2 separate regions of the Homo sapiens genome follow, and region 2 is linked to region 1. A link is an interaction called in ENCODE POLR2A ChIA-PET data of the cell type or tissue named here. Cell type or tissue: MCF 10A. All regions are shown on one strand.

Region 1 (8,000 bases):
GGATTACAGGTGCCCACCACCATGCCTGGCTAATTTTTGTATTTTCAGTAGAGATCAGGTTTCACCATGTTGGCCAGACTGGTCTTGAACTCCAGACCTCAAATGATCCAACCACCTTGGCCTCCCAACGTGCTGGGATTACAGGTGTGAGTCACCGAGCCCAGCCATTAATGTACTTTGTAATGAAAATCTTTTCCCTGTCACCCTGGAGACCCCCAGGCAGGATATGCTGAATATTTTCCACATGCTCCTCCGATTCCATTCTCCACCCTTTGCCCTGCTGTGCTCCTAGAGACTAACCCCGATGGCTACAGCAACGGCTCCCTTGACTTCTGCTTCAAGTTGGGCCCAGTTGGTGCGGGGGGCACTTAGCAGGATATCTGAGGGTGGGAGGAGAGTGTGGTTGGGGTATTTATTCCCTGGACTCCTTCTCTACCAGGTCACTGTTGGTTGTCTGTCTATGAAAGGCCACAGGTCCTGACAAGCCCCCCTCCCTCTCCACTCAGCTACTCACTTCAGGTTCTAGCATCGACTCCACCCCTTGCCTCTTTAGGCCTAGGGGTAAGCAACAGCTCCCCACTGTTGCTGGCTCAGGGTAGTGCATGCCCCTTGTGGGTTTACCTGAACCCTGACCACACCTTTGTAAATATCCCCTTTGTTAAACCTTTTTCAAGTTCTCCAGTTTGATTGTAACATCTGTCACCTGCCAAGACTCTGGCTGATATGCAGGTTTAGCGTGGGGGCTGGCACGCCTGGTGTTAGAGTGGTGTCTGTGACTGTGAGATTTGGGTCTATCATAAGCTTTACAGTTGGCTTCTCAATGGTCTTAACACTGTCACCATGGAAACTGAACATCAAAAGACAAGGGAAGGTTATGGATGAAGAGGCTCTGAGACATACCCAGTACCCTATAAAAGCCATTGTATAGCAACAGGAGGGCTCTTGGTAAGTTGAAGTGGGATGACTGCAGACAAATGGCAAAAGAAAATGATGCAAACCCCTAGTGAAACACAATTTCTAATGGGAGCCTGGAAAGCAGAAGCCATTCCGTTCCTTACGTGTAACAACCAGAAATAAGATGACTTTTGCTACTTTTGTTCTTGTGATTGATAGGGGAAAACATAGATCTTCAGACAGAAACAGAAGACATACAGGGACAACAGATTCTTCAAAAGAGTAGGAATATCCTGAACATTGTCCTAGTCATGGAGTGGCCTTCTTAGGCCCACATATAAACCGGCATGAGCTTATAGGTCATCTTTGAGTGGAACCCATCAGATGTCTTTGGGATTTTGGAATGCGTGAGGGATAAGCAAATGCTCCAAAGCCTTGCCTTTTCTACTGATCGAATGGAACACAAATACTTAGTGTGCAAATATGGTCCCTTGTGTTTCTTTCTGGAAAGCCAAAATATGTGTTCTGTGAAGATTGCTTTATTTTATTTTTATTTATTTTTTGAGACACAGTGGGCTCTGTCGCCCAGGCTGGAGTGCAGTGGCACCATCATGGCTCATTGCAGCCTTGACCTCCTGTGCTCAAGCAATCCTCCCACCCCAGCTCCCAAGTAGCTGGGACTACAAGTGCAAGCCACTAAGCCTGTTTAATTTTTATGTTTTTAGTAGAGATGGGTGATATGGTTTGGCTGCGTTCCCACCCAAATCTCATCTTGAATTGTAGCTCCCATAATTTGCACATGTTGTGGGAGGAACCTGGTGGGAGATAATTTAATATGGGGATGGTTTCTCCCATACTGTTCTCGTGGTAGTGAATAAGTCTCATGAGATCTGATGGTTTTATAAGGGGTTTCCCCTTTTGCTTGTCTCTCATTCTGTCTTGCCTGCCACCATGTAAGATATCCCTTGCTTTTCTGCCATGATTGTGAGGCTTCCCTAGCCCTATCGAACTGTGAGTCAATTAAACCTCTTTCCTTTAAAATTACCCAATTTTGGGTATGTCTTTATTAGCAGTGTGAGAACAGATTAATACAATGGGATTTCACCATGTTGCCGAGGCTGGTAAAGATTGCACTGTAATACAATTCTGATAGTTGCCAAAGCCCTACTGAGTCACTCTAACTCTGGATCTGTTGGGCAGTTGAGCTGTAAAAGAAGTGGATAGCAAGTCCAGTGGAAATCTTGGACCTGAGTAACCATTTACTTCAAAGAATAGGAGATTTTAGTTGCATGACAACTCTTGCCCAAGTAAATATGTGTGTGTACACATGTGTGCACATGGTGGGAGTGGTGGTATATGTAGTTATTATCACAGATTAGGGGAAAGTCAAGGTTTTATGGACCCTGAGGCTTATGTAAGTTTGAGAACCCTGTTTAGAAAAAGCATAAAAAATTATGAACACAAAGTTAAACATCAAAGTGAATATTTAGGAAGGGAAAAAAGTCACAACAAATGACAACATTTCAAAAGTGGTAATTCCTAAATATCATAAAATACAGAAAACTAACAAGCAGCTGATTAATAAACATGTTCTGACGTACCTGTATAATATTTTCCCTGCTACATTTTTGACAGCATATTCCTTGATTGCCTTTTCATATGACAATAACTTTGTAGTTTTTTCTATGTAGAGAAAAGAACCTTTCGCCTTTCCTCTAGCGTAGTTTATTGAAATTTATCTTTTATTTTTGGTAGCTGGTTTACATAAAACAATCTCATACACAAATGTACTCACTGCTACAGTTTTAGATCAATAAATATAGGAATTTTGATCATCTCCATTTCACATAGTGGCCATTAAAAATGTATATGGTGCATTTATAATTATAACTGTTTTAAGCATATTTATGACAGGAGAGAACTTCTGTTTTGACTCTATGTTGATGAAAACAAGATTCTCTGCTCCTAATATTACAGGTCTGATGGCTGGAAGATTTTTCTATAAACCAGCTTTCTGCTTTATACGATTCAAACCTTGTTTCTCTTCCACTACGTAACAAACTCCAGTGTTGGGTGCTAAGGAACGCATTCCCATCTAACTCCAGTGTTGGGTGCTAAGGAACACATTCCTATCACGGCATGGCTTCTGGTCTTGCATTTCCATATCATGACTCTAGATGAGTCACCATAGTAAACAGTAAAAGTTTCTAGAAATCATTTCCACAATTTGCAGTAATAGCTAGCAGTAACTTAACTATGCAGGGAAGTGACCATACAGCCATACATGTGGTCCATGAAACCTAAAACTAAATATAGCCCTAATCAACTTCCCCTTAGCCAAGTTCTTAAAAAATGCTTCTCGAAAAGTACCAATACCAGTGCCATTCCAATGCTGACCTGGAAGAGGGGAGGTCAAAATGGAAAGACATGGTAATCTTAAAAGATGGTGATTAAAATATCACTTTTTGGTACAGATTTTACAAACCTGTGGCCATGTGGATAAAGATGAGGACTTTGAAGGTGGTCCCTGAACATTAAGTATGATCAGCTTGGTGCAAAGTTTATCAAGCATTAAAAAACTGACCCCAGATTTTATCACCTAGAATTGACTTTTAGGATATGTAGATTTTATTAGTCAGTTGGTTATTTTCTCTGCTCTTCTTTCCTCTTTCTTAACTTTGCTTTTATCCCCCAAATATAGATGGAGAATAGCAGCTCCTTTAAAAAGTACTCAGTTCATTTGCTTTCCTTTTGTTGTCTTCTTATTCTCCCCATGTTTTCCCCTGTACCCCCTCTTGCTCCTTTCTTTTGCCAGAAATACACAACTTACTTTAATGGGTGTCATGTCTACCTCCAGTTACCATCCCCATGTAGTTTTGGGGTCCCAGGGAAGGAGGGTCCCTGTCCCTTCCTCCATGCTCCTTGCCAAGCAGGGAGGAGGGAACTGGGACACTCCTTTTTCTGTGGCAGAAGGAGCCTGGAGAGGACTGGAGGAAGCTCTTTCAGGGAAACAGCGGCTGTTTTTCTTAGACCAAGAGATTCATAATGGCCTTCAGAGGGTGTAGCTATGTTGCCATCATAATTACAGCCTTGGAATGGTGCCTGTTGAGGTCGTTTTGTTTCAGAATGTACCAGAAGCTGGATCACTTTGTCTGGAGGTAGCTCGGCATGCATTTCACGCTTGCCATCATTCTCATGGGGGCTCCTTTTTTAAACGCTCTTCTCCTTAGTGACTAAGGTTGGTTTTAACAAGGTTTTCCATCATCAAGACCGTTGAGTTGCACCTGTTTTGTCTGCAGCACCACATGTAAACAAATAAAAGACCTGCCACCAGGACAGGCTTTGAAAAACAGCGGTTAGCATAAAGGCTTAGTACAAAATTGAAAACTGTTGGTAATTAGGTTTTTTGTTGTTGTTGTTGTTTGTTTGTTTGTTTGTTTTGAGACGGAGTTTTGCTCTTGTCGCCCAGGCTAGAGTGCAATGGTGCAATCTCCGCTCACTGCAACCTCTGTCTCCCATGTTCAAGTGATTCTCCTGCCTCAGCCTGCCGAGTAGCTGGGATGACAGGCACCCGCCACCACGCCTGGCTAATTTTTGTATTTTTAGTAGAGACCGTGTTTTCACCATGTTGTCCAGGTTGGTCTCGAACTCCTGGCCTTAAGTGATCCGCCCACCACGGCCTCCCAAAGTGTTGGGATTATAAGTGTGAGCCACCGTGCCCGGCCGGTAATTAGTTTTTTATGACTAGTACTCAGGAAGCCAGGGGCAGCAGGATTGATGGTTTAGCAAATTTGTCATTAAAACAAAACTGGGCCAGGTGTGGTGGCTTACGCCTGTAATCCCAGCACTTTGGGAGGCCAAGGCAGGCATATCACTTGAGGTCAGGAATTCAAGACCAGCCTGGCCAACATGGTGAACTTCGTCTCTACTAAAAATTTTAAAATTAGCTGAGTGTGGTGGTGTGCGCCTGTAGTTCCAGCTACTCGGAAGGCTGAGGCTGGAGAATCGCTTGAACCTGGGAGGCAGAGATTGCAGTGAGCTGAGACTGCACCACTGCACTCCATCTTGGGTGACAGTGCGAGACTCCATCAACAGCAACAACAGCAAAAAACTGAACCCTTACTGGAGAACTTTGGGATATGATGGTCTCTAATTGCACTGTATGTATGGTAGTCACTCATCACATGTGGTCATTGACCACGTTTGAAATGACAGTATTTTTGATATATTAGGTTAAATAAAAATCTTAAAAATCTTAAAATTAATTTTACCTGTTTCTTTTTACCTTTCTAATGTAGTTACTAGACAAATTTAAATTACATTATTTGTATATCACATTCTATTTCCATTGACAGTGCTGGTCTACAATACACCATTCTGTATGCCTGAAAGTGTATTAATGATGCCTTCCAGGCTCCCTGTAAGTTTCGGGAGAGGTTGTTTTCATGTTCTTTAGGACTGGGCAGGGCTGAATTTTTTTTTTTTTAAAGTAGAAGAAAACTGAAACATAATGAATCACAGTAGCAGGCCGTTCTCATTATAAGAAATGAGTATTAGGATTATGAAACCCCTTGGGGGATGTAACAAAAACAACAAAACAAGTTCTCAGCTTTTAGGAAAATATTGCCCTGAAAGGTTATCTCTTGTAACCCTGCTTCCACAGATTATAATTCAGCAGTTGCTGTGGACGTCTTTAGCCTCAGGCTTCATTACATTGGTGTGGAGAGAGAGAAATATGTGGTTCTCTCTCCTCCTTCAGACTCTTAAATCATACCTGGCATCCGCCTCCAGGGAAAAATTTGGTGCTGGGATTTATAGTTGTTTATTGTTTGTGCTTCCAGCATGTGGACTGTGCATTAATTTGTTTCTCAGGGTCAATTTTGGTATCATCATTGCCAGCAGACATTTGTGAGAATAACTCATAGTTTAGGATTTATTTATTGATAAGCGTATTCCACAAAACTTTGACAATCAGCTGATGATGAGCTGGTACTACTCCTGTTAATTCAATATCGTTTATATAACTTGGGTGATAAAATGAACGTCGTGAAACAATGCTACAAAGTCTGTCCTAGGAAGAGGACTTGTGCCTAAATCAGTTGAACTCCCAAAGTTTTCCCAACACTTGGCCTTTGCTATACTGATTTGTATGTAGTTTTCCCTTCTCCTTCTCTAATTATATCTTACTGTTTTTTACACAGCAGATACTCAACAGATTCTTCTTGCATGGTTGTCAGATTCTGAGATTGTCATCAAGAAGGATTGTAGTCTTTCTTGCACTTGAGATTGAGGTTTAAAGATCTGAGTTTGACTTGGTGATTTTTCAAAGGATCCAGTTCTTTAGGGTAAGAATGATGACTGCCTTGTATTAGAGGTTTCAGGATAAACCTGATCTGTTGCCTATTTGTCTTGGGAATTCACCTGGTGAAATGTATTAACAAGTAATTTGATCCATACTCCCACTTCGCTACTCTGTCCTTGCACTGTAGTCTTCTCCACATAAAACAAGATATATCATCAAATTTCAAATTTTTTGTTATGATTTTCTCTATTGAAGTTGTCTTTGTTGATGAAAATATCTTACATAACTTCCTTTGGAAGGTAGGGATACAGTTTCTTAACCTTTTCTGCTTTGGCATTGCACTGAATTTTAGAGAGACTGCTTTAGTTTTTGTGCCTATCATGGTGCCCAGCCTTTCTCACCAAGGGTCTGAGTAGATTTTTGTTGAATGAATGACTTCTTGTATTTTCTGTCAGTCTCCTGTGTTTGCCCATCCCCAAACCATCTCCATTTCCCGTTTCCTTCATCCTTACTCGTTATGTCAAGCCTCTGCAAACTGTGGCTTTCAGAACATCCCCTCCAGATTCCACTGTTTGAGGTCTTCGCCTTGCCCTCTTCATTTGCATCCTGCCCACTGGTGACCTATCCCCTCATGAGCCATGGCAAGATCCCTGTGGGTGCCCATGTTTCACTTTAGGATATGGAATGATGCCCAGCAACTATTATGGGTTTTGTATCCTAACCTCAAGTCTTTATCAATAAACTTTATTTTAGTAACTGCTTTAAAATATGCCTCACACTGGTTGGTTCTAGTCAAGTCAGAATTCTTCGTACTTCTTGTGTTTTAGCATTTAAAAATGACCTATGCTCTTCCCTAGAAGTCTTAAATATCCTAATATCTAAGATAGTTTAAGTACACTTTTACCTGGGGTTGGAGCTTGAACAGATACTTCTCAGGCCCCTCTTGGAGCTGACTCCACACTTGCTTAGTCTAAGAACCAGACCTGATGCTAATGAAAAAAAAAAGAACTTGAACTTCCCTTTCTTAAACCTCACCATGTCAAGGCACAGCCATGGGTTTGGAAATTTGGGGCATGACTACCGAATCCTTTGAAAACGTCTTAAGACTGGTATACATGAAGGGAATTCTAAAGTAGTCTTTCTCCTTAAGCTGATGAACTATTCATGAGTTTGTCTTTGAGAATCAGAATGCGCTGAAGTTGGGCTTGACGCCTTATTAGAGTCAATGATCCACTAAATCTTTATCCTTGGAAACAATCTGTGGATTCTCTTTGTAGCAATACCCTATAACAGAGAGGACTTACACACTCCCATGCATGCCAGAGAAAAGGCCTTGGACCCCACAGCCTCCCAGGAAGGGAGAGACATTTTCTCTGCCCGTTTTCTCTTTCTCCCCACCCCCACCCCCCTTAGAATGACCAAAGGCAGGCTTTGGCTGCGAATCACTTTATAGAAAGTGATATGAAGCATAAATGAGCTATAACCAATTTAAGGAAAGCTTGAAACTGGGCATTGGGAAATCTCTGCCAATATGTAATACTCTTACTAAATTCTGGCTTAGTAGCCGGCCAAAGCAGATTTATAGATAATCCCCATTTATGAAAATGTTCTACTGAGACCACTGTGCAGTTACATTTTAATAGTTTATGTGGTAACAATTTAGGCTCTTGTTATTCCAAGATACCTCACAGATGTAACGCGCGCAATATATATATATATATATATATATATATATATAGAGAGAGAGAGAGAGAGAGAGAGAGAGAGAGCGAGAGAGAGATAGAGTGTCAGAGAGAGAGAGAGA
Region 2 (8,000 bases), 130 kb after region 1:
AATTAGTACATCTAGAGCACATGGCCCTCATCACTGGAAATGAGGAGGGTGTAAGACAGGTCCCAGAACTTTCATGGGGCAAATTCAGAAGGGCTCCTTCTTCCCTGAGAAGAGCTGACCACCTGGCAGCATGCTAGATGGGTTTTCCTAGAAAAGAGAAGAAAGGACCCACCCAAGGCTACTGGCACCCCAATTAAAATGCTCATGTTGCTCAAAACTGAATTGAAAACATTGATCATGTTTGCTTAGCATCCCCCTCTCTCTTACTGGTACAAATTGATTAAAACCTGTATGAGAGCAGTAGCACAAGAAAGAGATGTTCAGTCTACTGATATGGATGAAGAAAATGTCTTTGACATTTTGCCCCCAAAACCCACCATTGGGTAGAGTTTTAGGTATGACCCATTCTCTTAAATGTTTGGCAGTATGAACTAGTGAACAGGCAGATGGAGTGTTGCAGTGAATTTGTTGGAACATAAAATGTTACTACCGTTTTTAGAAGGTTGAAGAAATAGTTGCTACTGCAGCCCTGTTCATGCCATTAAAATACTGTTCTGTTTTCACCCTTGTTGGACACCCCCATACTTTGTTCCCCTCCTGTTCCATGGTATTTTTACTACATGGGCAGCTCCTGTTACTTTTTTTAAAAGATTTCAGCTTTTAAAATATGCCTGTTACTAATTTTGCAACTTTTATATAAAATTTCTTGGATGTACATGTTCTTCTTTAGTAGTTGATTGTATTCAGTGGTTTCTAGAGAATGAATTCCAGAGCATAGCATCCACAAGGCACAGGACTTTTTATAGCCAGGCTTTGGTGGTGGCAAAAAAGGGCAGGATTTAGTTGGCACCTTGAGTGGGGAATGTTTTAAATAATTGATCAGAAGAAAGCAATTAATCTCTTTCACTAGAAGCCCTATTTTTTAATGAAAGGAATCTATGCTTTTCCCTGGGCGTATGTTAACTGTCAGCTAACGACTAATGGAGCACCCAAAGTAAAAATCTAAATATACCCTACTGAAGTTTGACTTTACTAATTGAGATGTTTGTGATCATTTAGATGTGAAAGTTTTGCTTTGTACCACCAGTGAAGAGTATTTGCTAAGTTGTTAATATCAAACAGACCAAAATTTTGTTAAAAAAAAATAATGTTCACCTTTAGATATTTTTGGTTAAAAAGAGTAATGCCTTTGTCAGAGTATAATTTTCAAAAAGTATAGGACTCTTATACAAATCTGGAATGAGCATGTATCAAAGATTTATTCAACTTATTAATGACAGAACCAGCAGGATGTTAAAGTTGGTTCCAAGGAGAAATAAAGTTGGGTTGGCTGGGTGCCGTGGTTCATGCCTATATTCCCAACAGTTTGGGAGGCCAAGGCAGGAAGATCACTTGAGGCCGAGAGTTCAAGACCAGCCTGTGTAATATAGCAAGAAACCAGCCTGTGTATACAAAAAAATTAAAAATTAGCTGGGCCTGGTGGCACATGCCTATAGTCCTAAGCTACTTGGGAGGCTAGGGCAGGAGGTTTTCTTGCACCCAGGAGTTGAAGGCTGCAGTGAGTTATGATCATGCCACTGTACTCCATGCTGGGCAACAGAGCAAGACCTTGTCTAAAAAATATATATATATATAATATATAATATATAATATTAAAATAAAGGAGTGGGTTATAAAGGCATTCAAAAAGGAATGTCAGAATAAGATGGCTGGGCTAGATGTAAAACTGATTCATGGTTCAACACGATGATAAAACCAGACAGAAGTCATCTGCATCTCTACTGGACAAGAATAAAAAAGTTAACATTAACTTCTAAAGTCTGGGCCTTTCATCAATAGGAAAGGGCTTGTCCAACACCGATCTAGTCTCCCCGGATAATGAAATAATCCTTATGTGATCTGTGAAACAATGCCCCAGTATGACATTTAAAGAACATGCCTTCTTCCCTTTACCTTGTTTACAAGTTTTGGATAATTTTTCTTAACATTACTGTGATTAAAGGTGAACTTCTATTTATATGAGGAACCTAGAGGAGTTAAATTCATAGAGATAGAAAGTAGAATGGGGTTGCCCAGGGCTGGAGGAAGAGGGAATAGGGATTTTAATGGGTGCAGAGTTTCAGTTTTGCAAGATGAAAAGAGTTCTGTGGATGGATAGCAGTGATGGTTGCACAACAATGTGAATGTATCTAATGCCACTGACCTGTACACTTAAAAATGATTAAGATGGTAAATTTTTTGTTATATGCATTTTGTCACAATTAAAAATAAAATTACAAAATGGACTGACAAGTGGGTATATGAAGAAAAAATTAATAATTCTTTACCCTCCTGAGAGAACCAATTTAATGGTTCTGTTTATGTTAACTCACTTTACCTAGTTCATAAAAACATGACTTATCTAAAAATGGGATTTTTAAAATCGTTTACTCTGTGACATTTGTTCTTTTCACTGAACAATATATCACAGACAGATCAATGTCTGCAACGTAGAGGGCTGTCAATATCCACAATCCAGAGGGCTAAATTCATTCTTTTTAATACCAGCTCCATAGACTGGACATAGCATAATTTATTCAACTATTTTTCTACTAATGAAAGTTTAGATTGTTTCCTGTTGTTTTTCTTTTCCTGCCAATACAAATGTTGTTAAAAAAAATTGTTTTACTACAGCAGAGCCATGCTGAAGGCCAGGTTTTGAGTAGTGATAGCAAGAAGGCAGAGGAGGGAATGGATCAAAGAAACACCTCATTGGGCCAGGAGCAGTGTCTCACGTCTGTAATAACAGTACTTTGGGAGGCTGAGGTGGGCAGATCACCTGTGGTCAGGAGTTCAAGACCAGCCTGGCCAATGTGGTGAAACCCCATCTCTACTAAAAATACAAAAATTAGCCAGGCGTGGTGGCAGGGACCTGTAATCCCAGCTACTCGGGAGGCTGAGACAGGAGAATCGCTTGAACCCAGGAGGCAGAGGTTGCAGTGAGCTGAGATCATGCCACTGCACTCCAGCCTGGGCAACAAAGAGTGAAACTCCATCTCAAAAAAAAAAAAAAAAAGAAAAGAAAGAAAGAAAGAAAAAGAAACACCTCATTGGGGAAATGGGTTGGATTTGGGTCCAGTTGAAGATGTTGATGTTGGCTGGGCGTGGTGGCTGATACCTGTAATCCCAGCATTTTGGGAGGCCGAGTTGGGCAGATCACCTGAGGTTACGAGTTCAACACCAGCCTCACCAACATGGTGAAACCCCATCTCTACTAAAAATACAAAATTAGCCGGGTGTGGTGGCACATGCCTGTAATCCCAGCTACTTGGGAGGCTGAGGCAGGAGAATCGCTTGAACTGGAGAGGTGGAGGTTGTAGTGAGCCGAATTCATGCCATTGCACTCCACCCTGGACAGCAAGAGCGAAACTCCATCTCAAAAAAAAAAAAAACAACAGAAAATGTTGATGTTGATGTAAGAGTTGGAGAATGGATACAGCTACCATTTTGATGAGAAAGGGAATAGAAAAAGAACAGCAGAAGGTTTTATGGGGGATGGCAGAGCAACTGTGAGGAAAGGGTGTGTTTGGAAAATGCTGGGTTTGAGAGAGGCATGGCGGTCTGCCTGTGCCCAGCACACAGCTACAAATCAGGGTCTAAAGCTTGGGGAAGACATCACAGAGAGAGATCATTAATTTGATCATCCCTCGCATAAAGTTATAGTTGAGGTTGTGAGAGTGAATGAGATCTGTTCCCAGGGAGGCCTTACATCATAGAGGGAGGAGATGGCACCCATAGGAGTGACCTGCATTTAGGGGCCTGGCCACTGAGACTGAGAAGGAGTAGACAGAGGAGGAGAAACAGGAAAGTAAAGCCTGGGGAGGCAAGAGAGGGAAGAGTCTGAAATGATGTGACAGCTGGTCCATTTTCAGGAAATGTAATAATGTTAAGTATATTTTAGGTACTGGCATCATAGGCCCCCCTTCTCACTGCTTGTTGCATATGCCTTTAGGAACACCTGCCTCTGGGAGTCACATCAAACACTGGTTTCCTTGTATAAACCACCAGAAATAATGGTATGGTTTGTAAGCCACCTTGAGCACTACTTTAAGGAAAAAGCCAAATCAAATCATAATAAGGCACAGTTTGAATGTAGCTTGGCATCTCTCAGTAGTGTTAAGAATTCATTTTTTAAGGCTATGTTATGTTCACAGAAACTAGGACTTTATTAATAAAGGATACTATATGTCAATTTCACAAAACCATGTGATCTGGAAAAGGCTGCAGACAGGTGCCCTAAGAAAGCAGTAAATACAAATAATTTCTAAAACATTTAGAATTAGCTTTGAAACTATCTCAATCTATTTTTTGTGTATTGCCACCAGATTACCCTTTTGACACCACATCTTTGTATAACGACTCTGCATTTTTAAGCCATAGCTGACTGGAGGAGAGAATTTAGGGAATTACCAGTAGTCTGGATGCATTGTTGTGTCACTTCTCAGGGCTTTGAGAAATCCTAAGTTTGGAAAAATAACTGAGTCATCAGAACTTGATGTCACTGAGGAGTGAAATCAGTGGGAACCTGCCAAGTTTCAGGCAGGATTCAGTTTATTTCAAACATTGTGTTTCCTGTTTTATATTAGATACAATTAGGTTCCTGAAGAAGAATCAAAAGAAGACTCTCACCCCTCAAATACCTTGCCATCTTGTAGAAAAATAAGATCTGCACATAGACAGATATTGAAGAAAACACTCTAAGGTTCTGTGACCCGCTACCCCCAGACTGCCTATTGTTGCTGAAGGAATTTGCAATCAGAATGAGGCCAATCCACACGTGGGTTCCCCTGACCCACAGGACTCATCTGGGGAAGAAGAAGCAGGTGGGAGAACAGTGGGGGCAGAGGAGAGGTTGGCAGGTGAGAGGAGGCAGCAGGTGGTGAATGAGCTGTTTTCCAGATAATATGATCACAGGAGTATTTATAGGGTGGTCAGTTTCAGGCATGATGGACTCAGGCCATAATCTTGGGTTACTTAATTGTAAATTGCAAAGAAGAAGGTCATGGCTGTGGAGTGTTGATCTAAACAAAGACTGATGAATCCACAATGGAAAGTTTGTTTGTGGGTTTTGGATCACCTTGAACGTCTTCCGTAGCTTGTAGTTAGTGAAGAGTCCTGACTGAAGGTGGGGGAGTCGTGACTTTCATCAGAACCTTACTGAAGCCCTAGTTCATCTAGATGAATTAAGGAGTCATGGGAACTCAGCAGATGAACCCTGGGAGCATTCGAGCAGGTCCTTAGGAAAGCAATTTACTGATTGAACTCACCTTGTCCCCACCCCAACTGAATACCAAATAATCAAGAAGAATCCTGGATTCTTTGCCTAAGGAATTATAAATTGGAATCAGTTGACCTTGGGGATAGCAAGGTTAGGGTCAGAGATTTCCAGCTTTGGCTGTTGCTTCTCAGCCATTTGGCAGAGAGAGATCTTTACTGTCAGGGACTGCTTTAGGCTTTATTTGCAGACAAATTGTTGTGACCTACTCTGGTCTTGTCTGAACACGTAGACCAGGCCCAAGCTCCCACTGCCTGTTTGCACCATCTCCCTAATCCACAGCTGCACAGTCGGAAGGAGATGCCAAAATCCAGACACAATAAAGCATCCAAATAACAGGTCTTTCCTCTTTTGCCTGTTTGTTTTTTATCTCTCTATAATATATAAATAATTGGCTTATTCTATTTACTGCACAAAGAAAAAATGAAACATCTGAATTTTTCGTAGCAGTGGAAAGTAGTTCCAGAGTGTGAAAAAATACAGCTATCGGAAATTTCAGCTACTGCCTTTGGTATAATGGAAATTTATTACTCAACTCCTAACAATCTTGGCCCAAACCATGTGGTTGTGTGGGCAGGCAGTGGGCACCTTTCCTAAATAGCACACTGCCAGGGACACCTTTGCTCATATTTGAGACAGCCTGAATGAAGGGTATCTTTCTATCAAAGACTGTTTGATTATCTCAGAATTTTAGACATATCACAAAAGCTGTTGAGACCTAGCCAGTGGATTTTACTTGTATGAGATATTGCATAGCTCCCAAAGGGAGGGTCAGAGCCCAATAATAAATAGCTCTTTGTAGCCATCCCCTCCCTAGCCCCAAACCATTGAGATCACAGGGTGAGCAACCAGTCAGTATTCACTCAAAGGCAGTGCTGCCCGGCAGTGTGGCAGATAATGACCAGATGTGAACTTGTCTCTCTACAGTGTGTGGCTGTGACCTGGCACAAGGGGGCTTCTTCATAAAGAACGGAGAGTATCTCTGCACCCTGGACTACCAGCGGATGTACGGGACACGCTGCCATGGCTGTGGGGAGTTCGTGGAGGGCGAAGTGGTGACTGCTCTGGGCAAGACCTACCATCCCAATTGCTTTGCTTGTACTATCTGCAAGTAAGTGAGCCTATCTTTCCAAAGCCTACACCTTCCTCCAACAGAGAAATGCTGGTTTGGGCTGTTAAAGGTTGGATTATACACCTTTTGTCTTGAGTAGCACATACTCTTATCCTTAGATTTCTTTCTTACTGTACTATCAGTCCTAGTAAAAAAAGTAGATTAGTTGGAAACTGTATGTGTGATGTCCTCTACAAAGTAATATGACTGATTTTTAGTAGATTGAAACTAATTCTGAAAGCAGCTCTGGGTCTCAAAACATTTTGGAGCAATAAAAACATCAGGGGGAAATGGCATAACTGCTTAGAAGGATAAAGCTTATTTGGAAGTATAAATTCCTAGGCATGTGTGTGTGTTTAAAATGGTCTCTTTCATCTATAATAGGCGGTGGCAAACTGTGTCCCATGGGCTGAATTAGGCCTGATACCTGTTTTTGTGGATAAAGTTCTATTGGAACACAGCCACTCCCACTTGTGTGTGGCCTATAGCTGCTTCCACGCTGCAACAACAGAGTTGAGTCATTGCGACAGAGACCATATGGTCCGCAAAGTCTTAAAAAATTTACAATCTCATCTTTGGGGGGAAATATTTGCCAACCCTGTTCTCTATGTATCTGTCATCTACCAAGGTTGTATCTTAACTGTGCAAACCAGCTTGATTAAAATGATCAGTCAGGCTGGGCGTGGTGGCTCACCCTTATAATCCCAGCACTTTGGGAGGCCGAGGCAGGTACATCACCTGAGCTCAAGAGTTTGAGACCAGCCTGGCCAACATGGTGAAACCCTGTCTCTACTAAAAATACAAAAAAATTAGCCAGGCGAGGTGGCAGGTGCCTGTAATCTCAGCTGCTTGGGAGGCTGAGGCAGGAGAATGGCTTGAACCCGGGAGGCGGAGGTTGCAGTGAGCCGAGATCGTGCCACTGCACTCCAATCTGGGTGACACAGCAAGACTCCATCTCAAAAAAAATAAAATAAAATAAATAATAAAATGATCAGTCAGAGAACAAGAAAACTATGTGAAGTGTGAGTGGGAAAATGTGGGGCTTTTTGTGGTTTTTGTGTTTTGAGGTCTGCATGTTATAAAACTTAAGATAGGTTTGATTCCTGTAACTAGGAGACTCACCACCAAGGGTCAGCTGCTTTATTGATCAATTCTAATTTGGCAATTTTGCAATCCAGTGCCTTTTCAAGTGGAGATCTATTTGCTATGCCTTTCTAAAAACCCCAATTCAGAGGAGACGTGTTGTCTGTTTTTCAGCATTGTATGTTTCTAAGCCAGAGAGATGTAAGCTCTAGAAGGGAAGATTCAATATTGTGTAATTAATTAACAAGATAATACTGATAAATCATAATAAGACACAAAATATTCATAATAAAATTATTTAAATAACTTTATAGCTATGTATTAGCTCATTTCTCTATTTCATTTTTTTAAATCATAATTTAATAATTCTGGATGAATGAACTGAATATTTTTCTGTATTTAATCAAAAGCAAAGTTCTGCCCTGATTTTTCCCTTTTCAGGCTGTGGCACACAGCCTGGTTAAGAGTCCTGGGCTGGCATGGAGCCCCAAG

What was found. Peaks named below come from ENCODE experiments on the same cell type or tissue, not always from the same donor. Only the 100,000 strongest peaks of a DNase experiment are listed, where the experiment ranks them.
Region 2: POLR2A ChIA-PET joins it to region 1 with 12 read pairs; 3 of 35 experiments call an interaction of 5 or more read pairs at or near these places.

Annotation. Positions count from the first base shown.
Region 1 is chr10:114,704,237-114,712,236 of GRCh38, reverse strand. It overlaps a transcript of ABLIM1 not described here. Among named protein-coding and RNA genes, the nearest start is that of ABLIM1, 50 kb to the right of the region's middle. RefSeq lists an enhancer at 1-473. In MCF 10A, no CTCF peak of the experiment used is centred here; DNase peaks (open chromatin) are centred at 2,056 and 3,036.
Region 2 is chr10:114,573,841-114,581,840 of GRCh38, reverse strand. ABLIM1 (actin binding LIM protein 1) reads left to right here. Exons shown (of 23, transcript NM_002313.7): 3 at 6,242-6,425. Among named protein-coding and RNA genes, the nearest start is that of ABLIM1, 80 kb to the left of the region's middle. In MCF 10A, no CTCF peak of the experiment used is centred here; DNase peaks (open chromatin) are centred at 4,530, 5,590 and 5,870.